Regions from separate parts of the Homo sapiens genome. Here region 1 is linked to region 2. A link is a contact called in ENCODE Hi-C or POLR2A ChIA-PET data. All regions are on one chromosome and are shown on one strand. Each heading gives the region's core, a stretch centred on a gene start or an enhancer-like site at or near the end of the contact. The rest is flanking DNA. Distances are from core to core; before and after follow the strand shown. Region 1 has its middle 320 kb from the start of SORL1-AS1. Region 2 has its middle 200 kb from the start of SORL1-AS1.

The links. A loop is a pair of places that touch in the nucleus more often than their neighbours do. ChIA-PET counts read pairs that join two places held with the same protein, here RNA polymerase II (POLR2A). Pooled maps may share reads with other maps.
Region 1: a loop to region 2 is called in a map with no recorded cell type, with 7 times the contacts of the local background. The contact joins two enhancer-like sites. A Hi-C loop is called at or near these places in 2 of 168 maps with a recorded cell type or tissue (IMR-90 and aorta), 12 of 37 single-sample maps with no recorded cell type and 7 of 50 pooled maps. POLR2A ChIA-PET finds 5 or more read pairs at or near these places in 1 of 52 experiments (Panc1).

The regions. Positions count from the first base shown.
Region 1 is chr11:121,765,453-121,771,631 of GRCh38, reverse strand. No RefSeq gene overlaps it. Among named protein-coding and RNA genes, the nearest start is that of SORL1-AS1, 320 kb to the right of the region's middle. RefSeq lists an enhancer at 3,781-3,830. Within about 2 kb of position 4,036, at least 2 of the 41 ENCODE cell types and tissues checked have a DNase peak (open chromatin) inside an H3K27ac peak, as active enhancers do.
Region 2 is chr11:121,653,173-121,659,298 of GRCh38, reverse strand. No RefSeq gene overlaps it. Among named protein-coding and RNA genes, the nearest start is that of SORL1-AS1, 200 kb to the right of the region's middle. RefSeq lists an enhancer at 3,253-3,462. Within about 2 kb of position 3,223, at least 35 of the 41 ENCODE cell types and tissues checked have a DNase peak (open chromatin) inside an H3K27ac peak, as active enhancers do.

The DNA.
Region 1 (6,179 bases), core at 2,787-5,286, 110 kb before region 2:
TCACTTGCCCCATCTGAATGTTCTGCCTTCTGCTCTTGACTACCACTCATGTTAAATTTTAAATAGACTTTATAGAAAACATATTGGCATCCATTGTGTACATAGGCTCTAAACTGCTCTATGGGTGATAAACCATTTCCAGAGGGTTTCTTTATTAGCCACCTCTTTCTAATCAAAGTAAACTTAAGTCATCCACACACCTAATTCATTCTGATCTTTAAGCACAATGACAAGTGATCCAAAGTACGTAATCTACTATCTTGAAGCTTTTAAGTTATTTTTACCATTTGAATTTACTTTAGGTCTACCAACAAATCTCCTGTTGCAATTTTAGACCTTGTATATACAAGAGCTTTAGAAAAGTCATTTATCTTTCCCAGTAAGCCTAGCATATGCAGGGTATAGACAAGAAGAGCTTTGCTAAAGCTCCACGTGGAGAAAAAACAAGCTGGAAAAAGTGGATCCACTGCTTGAAGACAAAGGTATAAAGTTGACATAAGACAGAGAAGGTCAAGGGGACTTTGACATTTATAAGAGTCTGCTATGTGCCAGGCATTGTGTTAAACACTTAACCGACATTAATTCTCACATTAGCCACATGAAGTTATGTGCTTGGCATAATTCGCAGATGAGGAAACTGACAGGTCTGAGATTTAAATCCACTATCTCTTTGAGTTCCAAATCCCAAAACCCAGCTCTCAGTCTAGAAGTCTGGTCTTCAGACATGAGTGGGTAGAATCAACATGGCTATGGTGAAGCTGAAGCCCAAAGAAGACAAGAAAATAGGCAGCAAACAACTATTTTAAGTGTTCAAATCCCTAAATCCAGACAAACCACATGGTGGAGTGTGAAGAAACTCAGATGTGTTGCCAGAGCCACCATTTTATTTAAAGAACTGTAGAAAGAACCAGAGATGTTTACCGCCAAGAGGCAAAGGCCTGAGAGGAAGAGACAGGCGAGAACTCTAGGGAGAAAACCATCTCTGGAGCTCCAGAAGATGGATGCTGAGCCAGGGGATGGAGCTTACAGTGAATGGGGTTTGTTCATTCATTCACTTGTTCAACAAATAATTATTGATAATCTATCGGGTGCCAGGCACTGTACTCAGTGCTAGTAAATATAACAATGAACAAAAGAGACAAAGTGCCTGCTGCTGGGAAGATTACATTTTGTGGGAATAGACAATAAGTAAAAGAAGAGAAGAATATATGTCAGTTACCGACAAGTCCTTTAAAAAAACAAAGCAGAGTAAGGAGGCTGTAAAGAGCTGGGGGCATTACTTGCTTTTATCCAGGGTGGTCAGGTTCAGCTCTCTGAGAAGGTCTCTTCTCTGAAGAGAGGAAATGAGCCCTGTGGGTATCTCAGAGGATTCATGTGAATATCCAGGAGGAAAATTTTCCAGGTTGAGGGAACAGCCCCTACAAAGGCCCTGAGGTAGGCGCATATTTCACTGTGTTTGAAGATTGGCAAGAAGGAGACTGTGACTGACACTGAGTGATCCTACCCAAGGGTGGATAAAGAAAGTGGCAGAAGTTAAGCCCAGAAAGTTTGTAGGGGATTGTATGGGGTCTTGGGCTGTGGAAAGTACGTTACCTTTTACTCTGGGTGAAATGGGATACTACTGGAAGGGTTTGAGCTGAGGAGAGACTAATTATGACGAATGTTTTCAAGGGATATTGTATGGAGAATAAAGTATAGTTGAATGAAAGTTGAAGCAAGGAGACAAGAGGCTGTTAAGATAATCTACATGAGAGGATGGGGCATGAGACTAGACTCAGTGTGGAAGTAGATGTGGTGAGAAGGGGTCAGATTCTGGATATATGTTGAAAGTAGAGGCTATAGCAGTTGCCCTTGGAATAGATGCAGGGTGAGATAACAAATGAAATGTCAAAGATGGTCCTAAGGCTTTATAGATCAGTAAACTCTAGACTGGAAGGGTCACTCATGAAATTAGGACAATTTCAGAATAACGAGTTTCAGGGAGATATCAGGAGTTCATTTTCGGACGTGGTGAATTTTAGACGTCTCTTAGACATGCAAGCAGTTGGCTGTATGAGTCTGGCTTTCAGGACACAGGGTCTAGATGGATATGTAAATTGGAGGGTTATCAATGTGTAGATGATAAAACCATGAGATTAAGTTAGCCCTACCCTGCTCACTGTTTGTAAATGAGAACTGAGCCCTGGGACATTCCAAAATGTAAAGGTTAGGGGATGGGGAAGAACAACGTAGAAAAGACTGAGGAGGAACTGTCAGTGAGGTAGGAGAACCAAGAGTGAGTGGTTCCCCAAGGACTAGTGAAGAAACTACCTCAAGGTGAAGATGTGATCCACTGTGGCTAAAAATCAATCATAAAAGACCTTCTGGCAATGTGAAGGTCTTTTTCAACCTCCACTGGGGCTGCGGACTAGTGGAATAGTGAGAACAAAGACTGAGTGGATTCAAGAAAGAACAAGAAGAGAGAAAACAAACAACACATAGACAACTCTGTCAGTGAACTTTGCTGGAAAGAAGAGGGCAGAAGTGGGGTAGTAACTTCAGAGGCATGTAGGGTAAGGGAAGATGAATTTTTTTTGCTTGGTTGATGATGGCTTGGTTGGTTTGTTGGTTGGTTGGTTGAAAGATGGAGGCTATGCCATCATGTTCTCAGGCTGGCAGGGATGATCCAGTAGAGCAGTGTTACATGTAATATAATAGACAGAGACAGCATTGCTGAAGGCATGCCCTTGAAAAGGACAGAGAATGGGAGTCCCAGTGCACAAGTAAGAAGCTTTCCTTAGAACCAACCAGAGTAGCGCTTATCTTACCTGCTTTATATTTCACATTCCACAGAAAACTTCATTAGGGGAATGTGATGGTAAATATTGAGTGTCAACTTGATTGGATTGAAGGATGCAAAGGATTGTTCCTAGGTGTGTCTGTGAGGGGGTTGCCAAAGGAGATTAACATTTGAGTCAGTGGGCTGAGAGAAGCAGACCCACCTTCAATCTGGGTGGACATCATCTAATCAGCTGCCAGTGTGGCTAGGATAAAGCAGGACTAGACTTGCTGAGTCTTCTGCCTTCCATCTTTCTCCTGTGCTGGTTGCTTCTTGCCCTCGAACATCAGACTCCAAGTTCTTCAGCTTTTGCACTCTTGGACTTACACCAGTGATTTGCCAGGGGCTCTCGGACCTTCCGCCACAGACTGAAGGCTGCACTGTTGGCTTCCCTACTTTTGAGATTTTGGGACTCGGACTGGCTTCTTTGCTCCTCAGCTTGCAGACTGCCTATTATGGGACTTCGCCTTGTGATTGTGTGCGTCAGTACTGCTTAATAAACTCCCCTTCAAATATACATCTATCCTATTGGTTCGGTTCCTCTAGAGAACCCGGACTAACACAGAGAAATATATGTTTTGTTGCTAATTTTAAAATAATAAATGATAACTCTCTATTTGCTTTATTTATTCCTCACATGTCCTTATGAGTCACTTTACTGCCATTTTACTAATAAGAAAACTGAGCCTCAGAAAATGTACATGACTTCATCAGGTTCTCAATGTTTGTATGAAAACTGGGGCTCAAACTGGGTCTGGCTAATTCCAAAGGCCATACATGTTCCACAACATCAGAGCCTGGAATTCCCCCAGAGGGACCACCCGCTAATGAGAAAGGGAGGACATCATCTCACAATGCCAGGCCAGAACAGAACAACGGAGGTAAACCTAAAGGCTCTCAGGTACAAGTGCTAGGAGGCAAGACCAAGTGATGCGCCTGGGCTCTCTGCAGTGAGGCCTTTGGGGAAGGTGTGGTTCGGCTCACAGCTTTTAAAGGTAGAGACGGATGGGAGCATCAGTACTTCACAAGGTTATGGGAAGGTCATGAGAAGAGCTGGACTCCCAAGTCAGGCTGATTAGTCTTGTGTGAATGAGAAGGAGCAAATGTTTCCACTTGAACTGAAAGTGCAGGAGCAGAAGCTGAAAAAAGCATGATGGGGCTTCTTGGGGTTTCCGGTGACTTCAGTAAGCGCTTCATAAATTCCTACCCTGTGTGCAGCATAATGCCTCATGCTCAGAAAAGAAAGAGGAACTGTCATCCTGCCCTGAAGGTACTTACACAATGAACAATTTCAATTCAGCATAAGATTTTGAAATACCTTCATTATTCAGTCTTCTCCAGAGAAACAGAATCAATAATACATAGATATAGAAATGTAGAATAGAGATAGAAACTTTCATTTATTTATTTAAAGAGATTTATTTCAAGAAATTGCCTCATAGGATTGCAGGGGCCAGACACAAGTCTGAAATGTGTAGCACAGGCCAGCCAGTTCAGGAAACTCAGGCAGGCATTGATGCTGCAGTTTTGAGGCAGAATCTTTTCTTCTCTAGGAAACCTCAGTTTTTGCTCTTAAGACCTTTAACTGATTGGATAAGACCCATTTGCACTATCCAACGTAATCTACTTAAAATCAACCAGCTGTAGCTGTTAACCACGTTTACAAAATACCATCGAAGCTACATGTGGATTAGTGCTTGATTAAATGATGGGATACTATAGCCTAGCTAAATCGACACAGAAAGCTAACCATCACAGCATCCTATTACTTCCAGGATTTATTCCATAAAAGCCAAAAACAGATACTTTATTTTAGAGACATTTGTCTTCTTGAAGTATTATTTCCTGATCGAATTTTAAACTGTAGACCGCCGAGAAGCCAGAGGAGGGGCTGTCTCTGAGCCGCTGTTCTATTAAGGGTGGTTTATAAAGGTTCTAATTCATTGTAATTAATTTTTATTGTGCAGACTCAGAAGCCTGACAGAGTGAAAGGGGATAATTTCACAAGTCAAAATAACAAATAAGTAAATACAAATAGTCTCCAACTTCCCAAGAGCATATCATGCTCTCCAGGTCTCCCCTCTCTGAATGAAACACAGACCCTGACCCCGGTTTCCTCCCAGGAGTCCTGGCTCTTGGACCCTCCTACCCACCAGTTTTCTAGAAAGCTAACCTGATCTCAAAGGCCCTCAACCCCGACAATCCTCTTCCTCACACCTGGACAATTTTAGGGCTGCTGTCAATCAGATGGAAGAGCTAGATTTAGGGTGTTGAAACAGTACCCTCCGCCAAAAGGGCGAGAGATTCACCACTGGGAGAAAAGCCCTCATTGGTAGTGCTTTTTGCGAACAATGAAACCTCTGCACGGAGGTTCTTTGTTCAGCTCCATGCTCGGAGCCCCTGCGAGCTGAACAGTGCACGCGCGTGTGCTGGATATTAAGTCTCATTTCAAAGACGTTGCAGTGGGCAATGACGTGGGGGCCGGCTGGGGGCCAAGAGTCGGGGGCTCCAGCCGCTTTGAGCATCGGTCTGGAGCGGGGAGAGCTGGAGATGACTTCAGTCCCTGTGATGGGGTGGGGGAACATTTTCTTTTCCAGAAGGTAAGGGAGTCAAGGGGCACTTTGAGTCTCTCAGGCAGGAAGCCTGTGTCGAGGTTTTAGGAGAGTCTTGAGTAATGACCAGTGTGGGTTTCTCACGGAGGACTCATTTATCTGGGTGCCAGTGGGTGAGCCCGGCTTCCCAAGCTTGAAAATTTAGATTTATTGGGTGCCAGAAATTGGACTGGACACCATTTAATAGGCCCACGCACCATGAAGGTGAGGGTAGGGGGATAAGAGTCAAGAGGGCCGCATGGATGGTGAAGAGACGGGGTGTGAAGAAAGCAAAACCTGATTAGTCCCATAAAATTCCAGCCACAGCAGGCAGGAAACACAAGACACTGGAGAAACTGATGGTTTATGAACAGAGCTAAGATGAGATAAAACTGTGGGAAGAGAGAGGTGGAGGCGAGTAAACAGTCTCTCTGAACTTAAGGAAGGGGTTACGAGAGAGAGAGAGAGAGAGAGAGAGAGAGAGAGAGAGAGAGAGGGGGAGAGAGGGAGAGAGAGAGAGGGAGAGAGAGAGAGAGAGAGAGAGAGAGAGAGAGAGAGAGAGAGAGAGAACAGGCTTCCGAACTCTACATGAAGACAAACCTTATGTTAGAAGGGGTAGATCGATAAAAAAGCCATTTGCTGGTTACAAAAGGAAAAGAAAACATATATCTTGTTCAGCCTCTTGATCTGAAACAGAAGAAAAGCTTTGGGATCTATGGAATGTGGATTTACATAGAGAGACCCCAGAATATATAAATACTCAGGCGACT
Region 2 (6,126 bases), core at 1,974-4,473:
CTGGCTTTTTTCCAGAGGAAAAAACTTGGGCCCATAGTGATACAATGGCTTGTCCAAGGTCACACAGGACACCGTTGCCTGACTCCCTGTCCAGCTTCCTTTCCACTTTACCTGGTGACCACAATGTCTGGGCTCTTTTTCTCCCTTGTTCCCAATGAGTTATGGTAATATGGTAACTTCCTCAACCTTCAAGCATCAAAGATCTCAAAATATTCAAGTCAAACCAATTCTCAGAAACATAGGGTTAAGCCAGTGACTGCTTCCTTGCCCACAGAGGACAGACGTATTTCTGAGGGTGTTTGTTACCTCCAGCAGGTGACGACTAACAAGAAAACAGCACCTTGAGCAGCCCCAGGGGAAGAGAGGTGAGATTAAAGCAGTGATGTCACCAAGGGCTGGGAAGTGGGTGCCTCCATGTTCACTTTGCCTCTGCCATCTACTTTGGCCCAAACACGGCACTAAACTTTTCTAGGGCCCAGGAGCCTCATCCCTAAAAACAAATCATTGCAAAGCAGTTATCACCATGATGGCCATCTGCAGGTATGAATCCCTTTTGGGAACATAAGTGATAAATAAGGGAAATCAGGGTTGGCGGGGGTTAGATTTTCATTTCTAAAGGTCTCAGTATAAGCCTTTATTTAAAGCTACAAAGTTGAAAATTCCCCAGTAAGTACTGTTCTCTCTCGGTATTTGTGGGGAATTGGTTCCAGGACCCTCGCAGATACCAAAATTCATGGATGCTAAAGTCTCTTTAGATGAAATGGTGTAGGATTTGCATAAAACCTACACACATCCTTCTACATACTTTAAATCATCTCTAGATTACTTATAATACCTAATACAATGTAAATGCTATGTGAATAGTTGATATACTGTATTGTTTAGAGAATAATGACAAGAAACAAAGTCTACATGTTCAGTACAGACACAGCCATCCATATATACATACATATATATATATATATATATATATATTTTTTTTTTTTAATATTTTGTATCTGAGGCCAATTGAATCCATGGATGAAGGACCCATGGATACAGAGAGCCGACTGTAAGAGGAATTTCTTATAGGCAACAGCAACACACGTTGTGGCTGATAGAGGGTTTCATTAAACAGGGAAAAGAAGTGACTGGCTCTGTCATTAATGGGTTCAAAGATTGAGGAAAAGCCTCAATCATTGCTGAGGAGCAAGGAGGTCTTATACAGAAATTCCATACTTGGACTTGAATTTGTGTGACCTTGGCTGAGCCGCTTAACTCTTAGGAACCTCATCTGTAAATCAAGGGAATTTGGGTTAGAAATGCAGTGATTTTTAAATTTTGTTTTTTAGCTTCTAGCTGTACATTACAACCACCTGGGCAGGGAGTAAAATCATGACCCCTATCCCCAACCCCTTTTCATTGTGATTTCAGCAGCTCTGGGGGTAGGGTCCAGGCAATTCTTAAGTACGCAAGACTGAGAATTTCTGGATTATAGCATGTCCAAAAACTGATTCTCAGAAGGGAATAAAGTAAATGAAGCAATGGAAAGGAATACTGGAATTCCTTAGCCATTCTACGCACACAGGCCTCGAACCATTGTACTCACCTGAATGCCTAATTTGCCTATTTCCCTCCAAGGCCAAGTCCCCTCTAGGATCAGGGTGAGGCTCCCGCCAAGACAATCAGCACTTTCCCAACAATCTGCAGGGACACATGTAGTTTTCAGACTGAAAGGAGGATAGCAGGAAGTCTGGGTCCCTAAACACTCTGGAGGTATTGGAACAGATGTGTGGAGGTCCCACCATCTTTCCTACGCCTCCTCCACACAGTGGGGTGGCCCCTGCAGCAGGTAAGTGATGAGCGAGGCCCCAACCACATCTAACAAGATGGCCACTCTGTCTGCCTGGCTGGCTGATGCCAGCACCAGCCGCTAGCTCCCGACATGCAGGACTTAAAGCATCTGCCAGACTGGTGCCAGCTTTTGATCAGTACCATGTTGAGCCAGAGACCTGCAGGGAAACGGTCAGGCTCCCTGTAGTCGACTAGCAGGAATCTTACTGAAGAATTTGAGCACAGATTTAAAAGTGAGGTGCAGGCAGGGGGAAGGGGTGTGGGGGACTGCTTGACAGAGGCTGTCTTTTCAAGGCCAGGTTATTCCATCTCTGCTAAGGGAAGAGACACCCTTTCCTGGCTGGTGGTTGGAGCAGGATTTCTGGGCTCCCTTTGCACATTTTGCTGCTCTGCCCTGGGGGTCAGAGGGAGTCTTTTAGCCTCAGCTCATGCATCTGTAATACCCTGAGACCACCGGGATGGGTCCCTAGTCTCCCCCGTGTCCAGCTCCACGGTGTTGCAGTAAAACCACAGCAGGGCCGTTTACAAGACACTTGACGACTCCAGCCAGTCCACTCGCCAGAGGGCCTGCAGGAGGGCTCCTGTCTTCTAAACGAGTCCTCTGCGGCCTAGGCTGCTGTCCTTAGGAAACCCAGTCTACATCCTTGGCAGACATTCAGAGTGCCCCTAAAAGCTGTGTGCTAAGATGGGGAGCCCCCTCCTCCACTGCCCCCTTCCTGGGACACCAAGCCAAGTGTTAAGCAGAGGCCCAGCCCCAGAAACAACGCGTTTTGTGTCTGACAATAGCAGCCTACGTGACTTGAAGGACTCTGCTGTTGGTAAACCAAATGCACGCCAGTTTTGCTTATTTGCTCTAACCTTCAAAGAACCTAGAGGTCCCTTTCTAGTTCAACAAATAAATCCAGTTCCACTCTAGCGGGCCTCCTGGACAAAGTTCCATTGTTACGCCTTCCCTGAATGTCCACTGCTCGCTCCCTCTCAGGCACCCTAGCCCCACGCCTGTTCACCCTTCTTTCGTTTTGGGATAAATCAGCCTCCTTTTTTTGTTTTGTTTTGTTTTGCTTTAATTCTTTCAAAGGGTAAGGAATGTTGACACCCCCGAAACATGCCTCTGATGTCTGGGTAGACTTCAGACGGCTGTATTTGAACGTGCGCTGACGCAGTCGGGCAGATTGGGTTAAACCAAATATTACAATTGCAAGAACTCATCTGGAACTAATAATTTTGAGGCCACCGAAAGTAAAAGGGCCCTGCTTTGGGGCTGGCCAGCGGCAGAGGCCAGCTCGGGCCAATGCTGCCACCTGCCGAGGGCGCCGGGAACAGGGTGCGCCGCCGCGGCCTTCCTGTTTTGCTCTGGCCCCGCTCACCGGCTCCCACGCAGACAGGTTCGCCAGCCAGCCAGACCAGGGCTATTTTAAAAGGCTAGCGCCTCTTCCCAGCCCTTGGTGTAAAGATAGCTAGTCTGGCTGTCCCGTGTCTTCGCTGAAAAAAAGACAACTTCCCAATTATAGAGCCGGGGCTGGCTACAAAGGCAGTTGCAGTTGGAGTCCGATTAAACACGTGCCGGGTGGATTACACAGATCATGTGTCAGTGGCTCGCCTAGGAGGAAGGCTCGTTTAAGTTCAGGATTTTTATTTTGCGGGGGATGATGGGGACGTACAACTCTGGGTTATGTCGGCGCATTGCTGAACTGCGAGTCACATGCCAGATCCAGAAATGATGAAAACATCTGTTTTTGCTTTAGACCAGCGAGGCTCTGGCGGTGGGGAGGGGCGCGAGAGGGACGGGAATGGCTTTGCTCACCAGCACCATCTGCTGAGCCTGCTGTGGAAACGCGTGCGTCCCCAGCACAATGCAGGTTGCCACTCGCCCCGGGAAGGGGGAGATCAACAGGTGGGGGTCTCTGCCCGGGCGATCACTCTCCATGGAGGACAGCCCCGATTGTGCCCTGGGGACTGTGCAATCCCGTATTGTCTCGGAGTGTTCACAACAAAGAGCTTTGTCCCTGAGGACTGCCCGAGGGCAGAGGAGGAGGAGAGAGAAGCAGCAAATGAATTCCCAGGTTGGGAAGGAAGGAGGTAAAGGGGGAGGGGAGTAGCTCCTTAGTGGTTTGCAGACAGTAAAAATTTGCTGTTCTTTCTGGCTGAAATCTACCAGAACAAAGGAACCACGTCTCTATGAAAACTCCCAGCTGCACTTCCCCCCACCGTCCCTCTTGCCTGCGATGGTAGCTTTTGCTCGGCATGTCTGAGAATGTTCCAGTATTCACAGAGACCTTTCTGGTCTCTATGACCAAAGTATTCACAGAGACCTTTCTGGTCAGGCAGGGCTTGACCAGCCCTTCAACGTGCAATCCTCCCAGCTTCAAGAACCCAGCAATGGGATGGTTCTGAATCGGAGCCATACTGACAGCCAAGCCAACGGCATTCTTTCGATGTACAGCAAATATTTACTGCCTGCCTGCTAGGTGCCCGGAACTCACTCAGCATAACTATTTGTCATACAGCTTAAAAAACAATACAAATATGTCAGAGAAAAATGTATGTTTAGTGTCAAGTGCGTGTTTGAGACAATGACAGCTCTGAGTTGAGAAGCAAGGCGAGGATTGCAGACCTCGAATCTACCTTTCCTCAGTATTTGGGGGCAGTTCTGAGAAGAAGCTGGATTCCTCCAGCTTGTGTTTTGGGTTGTGTAGTCAAATCCCCTGAGTAACTGATTTTAATCAACCTGCTTCAGCTCTGACCTCCAGCCCTCTGGCGTTAAAGATAAATCCTCTACAGTTCCCATCCAAACGGCATCCATTACTCACAATCAGAATTGGGTGGGGACCTAGATTCCACTCCCAGGAATCTCCTCTGGGCCAGGTACAAAATTCTGAGCTACAACCAGATGAACAGTACTTCCCAACAACACACAGAGAGGTTAATCCAAGGGAGAAAAACCTGGGTCAAATGAAAAGATCGAGGCTTGCAGACCTCATTAAGCACAGTGCCTCCCTTTACACGCAGCTACCAAACACACCCTCAGCTCTCTGCTGCCCACAGCTGAGGTTCCCAGAAGAGCAAATGCTGCTGATCCGGACCGAAGTTAGTCTCTTCCGTAGGCTCATTTTTGCCCACTTACCTATAAACTCCCAAGTTCAAAAAGGAAACGGATCCTCTCCATTCCATCCCTTCTTCCATTTCACTCCCAAATAAGTATAGAAAGAGCTGCCATTTGCGTGGGAATGGGAACTTTACGCTAAGGGATGAGTCGGAAAAAAGCCTCCTTCCCATTTTACAGCTGGACAAAAAATGTAAGAACCATCCCGATCCTCACAGAGCTTGCCACCAGCTATATCCCCAGTGGCCACATCCGTTCCCACAGGACTCACGTTCTCAAATTATGAGGGCGCAAACAAATCCCCAAAGCCATCTACAAGTCCGTTGGTCAGTCACCTGCTCCGCTCTGATGTTGAAAGATTACTAGTTCAGGGGAGCCATGCGAATCAACACAATCAACTTCACTTTTTGTTTCAGGCCTCAGAAGATTAGAACATGAGACAGCACTTTAATCTGGTTTGGTATTGGGCTGATGTGGAGAGTTCTGATGAATTTTCTTTGTTTTATAAACTGAGGAAACCTTGTCACTGACCCGTATTTCTTTTCTGGACTCTTCTTGACAGTTTTCCTCATTTCTATCTGGTTTTGCAACAGGTCTGTGTTTGAATCTATTGAGGGCTGAAATTTTTCATGCTGCATTGACAACTGTGAGCCCAGAATTTAGGGTGTTTTGTCAACATTCGGCAAAATAAAATCTCTGAACTAGGCTCCAGCAAGAGGGTAGAAAAACTGCAGATGAAAAAATATGTGGCATGAAAATAAACTTTGGTGATTTTGTGCTTTACTAGGCTTAGGATGCCAACCTCCCAACTATTTTTCCAGGCCTATATAAGACTCTCTTTTTCCTCATTATAAAAAATAATTTCTGTTGCCCCACTTCACGCCATACATCTTGGTGTGATTCTCTTCACACAGAGAAATAACCTTTGTTCAAAGCTCTGCTCTCCTAAGCTGCGCTAAATTCTGCAAGATCACTCTCCATATACAAGATTAGCACCTCCTTTCCAGCTCCAAATAGACTATAATCCAAAAGCTGCTCTTTTAAATAGAGGTTCCTTTTATGCTTAAATTCCTACATAAAAGAAACATCAATGCTACTGCTAGTCTCCCCAGTTAAATCCGATTTGCAAGAAATGCTGCAGGCTCAAAAATCTGGGTGTGAACTGAAGTCTGGGCTAAGGGAACGCATTT